Regions from separate parts of the Homo sapiens genome. Here region 2 is linked to region 1. Evidence: read pairs that join two places in POLR2A ChIA-PET (ENCODE). Cell type or tissue: K562. All regions are shown on one strand.

Region 1 (2,500 bases):
GAGAGTGGGAGTGACAGGGAGGGCCTGGGGAATTCAGGAAGGGAACGAAGGGAGAGGCAGTGCTGCGGAGGCCCTGGGAAGCGCTGGGCACCGCTAAGAGACAGTTCCAGGGGAAAGAAGGAAGAATCCCTCCCAAGTAGCCTGGGAAGTCTCTCCTCCCCGAGACCATCTCCTGGGGGTAGCAGCGAAGGGGATCGGTGATGCAGAAATCAGGGAGAGCGTCGGAGGGTTGGAGACCTGTGTCCACGGACAGAGGGGCGGGTCTCGCACAGCGCCTCCCTGCTGGGGGCCTGTCCATTCGGCCGCTGGAGCTCAGTGGCTCGGTGTTGGGGCGCCATCTAGTGGACATATGTGGGAACGCGCCCTTTCCTGCCCGCTCTGGCGGCAGCCTCTTCCTGCGGCTGCTTGCACCAAAGTCACGCCAGCTTGCAGACTCCCAACAGTCGGCTGTCTGAGTGGGCATAGGGACCTGCGGTCTTCCGGAGGATCACGGGCAGGGGAACTTCCCACGGGGCGGCCAGGCTAACGTGAATGAGCTAAGACAGCTTAGTGGTGAAGAGCTTGGGTCAAATATGGCTGTATGACCTTGGCAAATTAACCTCTGAATCAGTTTCCTCATCTGTAAAATGGGAGTGATAAAATTTACTTGTGAGAATAAAAGAAGATAATATCTATTAGGAGCTTCTCAGCAGGACCAGGACTTTAAGGACTTTCGACTTGCACGACCTTGAGATCTCCTTACAATTTGTCGGCTAAGCTTTTACCCTCTTCGTCCTCTTCCTGGTCCTGCTTATTAGCACAATGCCTGCCACATGAGGAGCACTTCATCAGCAGCAGCTACTGTGGTCGTTGCTGTCATTATTATTACTGTGAGGGTGCTGAGGCCTTGCGCAGGCAGCACCCCAGCCTCACTCCCATCTGGCCTGGTCTGGCAAAGATATGAAAGGAGATCAGAGGCTGGAGGTGAGGGGCCACTTCCCAATGAGTCAGGAATAAAGAGGAAGTCATAGGCAGATAGGAGTGAAAGGGCCATATTGGGTCACAAACTTTGTAGAACCTTCTCAAATTCCCTGTGGTCAAATGCTAGATGAGGAAGGGACTCAGCCCTGGTTCACAGATGGTCAGTGTGATATGTTGGTGAGAGTTAGAAATGGATTGCTGCCACATTATGGCCGTCTTGGCGTAGCCCTAAAGGACAGTGGGGAAGGGAGGTTCCAGGGTGCAAAGCTTTGAGCAGTACACTTGGGCGTTAGCTTTCTCTAAACGAACAAATAGCCTGAGTTGTGGATATTCCCTGGCTCCTGTGGAATAGTGAATGTCCCCTAGTCAGGAACCCGAAGGAACAAAAGCCAAAGGCAAGTGACAAAGTGGTCTAGGAAAGAGGTAGATGGGTGGACTGAGAGTGAGCACCAAGTGTGCAAATTCCCTGGCTCCTGTGGAATAGTGAATGTCCCCTAGTCAGGAGCCCAAAGGAACAAAAGCCAAAGGCAAGTGACAAAGTGGTCTAGGAAAGAGGTAGATGGGTGGACTGAGAGTGAGCACCAAGTGTGCAAACCTCTGGGTCTCAGGTAAACAACCAGCAGAGCATCTTTTGCCAGGACACGCTCCACAGAGATACAATGATTCGCCTGGTGAGTGAATCTCTCTCCCTGTCTACCCTGAATGCCTGCTCAAAAGCCCTTGAACAGAGTAGTCATGCTACCAGAGATGGAGGCTATGTATGAGCCCAACAGCATGGGCTCCCTCTCACCAAGGATGAGCTAGTTCTACCACTTTGATCACTCAACCTGCCTGCAGCCAAGACCAGTGCTGGGCCCTCCCTCAGAAGGCTCTCTTCCTCAGAAGACCAGCCAAGCCTCTGGCTGCAGATCAGTTACACTGACCCTATTCTTTCTACTCTGGAGGGGACAGTAATTCGTTCTTACTGGCAACAGTGCATGCTCCAGATTCAGGCTTGTCTTCCACAGTGTTTTTACCAAAAAAGTACAATAATGTGGTCATCAAGGACTTCTATAGTTTCTGCTCTTACATTTAGGTCTTTGATCCATTTTTGAGTTCATCTTTGTATATGGTGTATGGGATGCCGATCAACAGAGTCATTGGGCTCGCTTGGTTGCTCCTCATCACCTAGAAGCTGCCAGCCTGATGGGACAAGGGGACAGCCTGTTGAATGCTCAGTGAAGACACTGGCAGGAACATGACACCTGTGGGTTGGGGCCCTCAACTCCTTGATGCGGTATTTGTTTTGACCAGTACTATGTTCCTTATACATAGAAATTGCCAGTCCTGGAGTCAAATGTGGAAGTGGACGTGGCCCATCTCATTCACATTTGTAGAATATTTGCTTTCTGTCCCCAAAACTGGTGGCTCTGCCAATTCGAGTTTCTAGTTGCCAGGAAGGGAGAACTTATATGAAAGAACACAGTAGTTTCCACTAAACTGGAAGCTGTGACAGCCACGTGGCCACCTTATGCTCCTCATTCTAGTGGGCTAATAGACA
Region 2 (2,500 bases), 330 kb before region 1:
TTTGAGCCCATCTCAAAACCCTAGTAATAATGGTAATGGTCCCTTAGTGAGGGCTAACTCTGTGCCGGGCACTGTTCTAAGGGCTTTATATTTGTCAAATCATTTGCTCCTCCCTGAGATTCTTCTTTTTTTTTTTTTTTTTTTTTTTTTTTTTGAGATGGAGTCTCGCTCTGTCGCCCAGTCTGGAGTGCAGTGGCGCAATCTCGGCTCACTGCAAGCTGTATTTCCTGGGTTCACACCATTCTGCCTCAGCCTCCCGAGTAGCTGGGACCACAGGCGCCCATCACCACGCCTGGCTAATTTTTTGTATTTTTAGTAGAGACGGGGTTTCACCATGTTAGCTAGGATGGTCTCAATCTCCTGCCCTCATGATCTGCCTGCCTCGGCCTCCCAAAGTGCTGGGATTACAGGCAAGATTATTATTCTTGAGAATAATACTACATACAATGTGGCAGCTATTATTTGCCTTAGACGCATTACATCATTTACCCTTCGTGAGGCAACTGCTCTTGATAATAATAGTACATACTGTAAGGTAGATCTTATTTTTCCTATTTTATGGGTGAAGCCATTAGGGAACAAAGACATGTCATAACTTACACAGAAGTTACACAGCCCAAAAGTGGTAGAGCTGGGATTCGAAGCCAGATAGTGTGGCCATGGAGTCCATTTCTGAACCCTGACTTGCATGTACCCTGCTCTGCCCTGTGAGACTCTTCAAGCTATGACCCGCTTTCTCATTTAATGTTGGAGCCACACAATTTATTATATAGTTTTTTTCTTGTGATGGAGTCTAAAATTACTAAATTTGTTCTCATTTCTCCCTTTAAAAGGAATCTGCCATAGACAAGAGGTGGAATCAACTCAAACATCCATCAACAGATGAATGGATAATCAAAATGTGGTAGGAAGAGGCATAACTACCGTGATGATAAAAAGCTCAGTGAGGCCAGTTGCGGTGGCTCATGCCTATAATCCCAGCACTTTGGGAGGCTGAGGCCGGTGGATCAGTTGAACTCAGGAGTTCAAGACCAGCCTGGGCAACATGGCAGAACTCCATCTCCACAGAAAAAAAAAAAAAAAAAAGCTGGGCATGGTGGTGTGTGACTGTAAGCCCAGCATTTTGAGAGCCCAGGGCAGCAGGATTGCTTGAGCCCAGGAGTTTGAGACTAACCTGAGCAACATAGTGAGACCCCATCTCTACAAAAAAATTTAAAAATTAGCTAGGTATGTTGGCTTATGCCTGTAGTCCCAGTTACTCAGGAGTCTGAGGTGGGAGGATTGTTTAAGCCTGGGCAGTGGAGGCTGCAGTGAGCTGTGATCACACCACTGCAGTCCAGCCTGGGCAAGAGAGCAAGACCCTGTCTCAAAAATAAATAAATAAATGAATAAAAAGTTTAATGATTGCCAAGGGGTTCAGAGAGTTAAATAGGTCCTAAATCATAGTGTCATATAGAATAGTTTCACTGTCCTAAAAAAATCCCCTATATTTTCGGGGATTTTTGACACTATGCATGTCTCAAAACCCATAGAATTTTATAGCACAAAGAGTATACCAATTTTTAAAAAATCATTTAGGAGAAGGATCCCAGGACAGAATGTAGAATGTGACAAAACAATATAACTGCATTAAAATGTATTAAACAACCTCACTGAAAGTTATAGAGGGGGAAAGATGCTGACAAGTAACTTTGGAAATTAGTGGAACCTGTCAGATGAAAGGCAAAAGAAGCTGTACATAAGCACTGTGCTCTATTTGATAAAGTTGTTTCACACGGGAGTGAGGGTTACAATCCTGGTACTGCTATACATGTGTACTGAAATCAATTAAGTAAATGGATGGCAGATAGTAGGGGAAAATGTGGTATATGCATACAATGGAATATTATTCAGCCTTGAAAAAGAAGGAAATCTTGTCACATGCTACAACATGGATGAATCTTGAGGACATTATGTTAAGTCAAAAAATTGTTTAATGGCTACAAAGTTTCAGTTTTTCAAAATGAAAAAGTTCTGGAGATTGGTCACACAACAATGTGAATATATTTAATACTACCAAACTATAGACTTAGAAATGGTTAAGATGGTAAGCTTAATGGTGTGTGTGTGTGTGTGTGTGTGTGTGTGTGTGTGTGTTTTACCAAATTAAAAAGAAAAAGAAAGGCCAGGCATGGTGGCTCATGCCTGTAATCCCAGCACTTTGGAAGGCCGAGGCAGGCAGATCATGAGGTCAAGAGATCGAGACCATATTGGCCAACATGGTGAAACGCAATCTCTACTAAAAATACAAAAATTAGCTGGGCATGGTGGCGCACACCTGTAGTCCCAGCTACTTGGGAGGCTGAGGCAGGAGAATCGCTTGAACCTGGGAGGCGGAGGCTGCAATGAGCCAAGATCACGCCACTGCACTCCAGCCTGGCAACAGAGCAAGACTCTGTCTCAAAAAAAAAAAAAAAAAAAAAGAAAGAAAGAAAGAAAAAGAAAAAAGAAATTATTCCTT

The links. Peaks named below come from ENCODE experiments on the same cell type or tissue, not always from the same donor. Only the 100,000 strongest peaks of a DNase experiment are listed, where the experiment ranks them.
Region 2: POLR2A ChIA-PET joins it to region 1 with 5 read pairs; 7 of 35 experiments call an interaction of 5 or more read pairs at or near these places.

The regions. Positions count from the first base shown.
Region 1 is chr5:141,690,086-141,692,585 of GRCh38, reverse strand. No RefSeq gene overlaps it. Among named protein-coding and RNA genes, the nearest start is that of ARAP3, 9.1 kb to the right of the region's middle. RefSeq lists a silencer at 239-288 and an enhancer at 1-300. In K562, a CTCF peak has its summit at 333 (motif pointing left); DNase peaks (open chromatin) are centred at 295 and 995; H3K4me3 peaks cover 281 bases.
Region 2 is chr5:142,019,718-142,022,217 of GRCh38, reverse strand. No RefSeq gene overlaps it. Among named protein-coding and RNA genes, the nearest start is that of GNPDA1, 7.9 kb to the right of the region's middle. In K562, no CTCF peak of the experiment used is centred here; no DNase peak of the experiment used is centred here.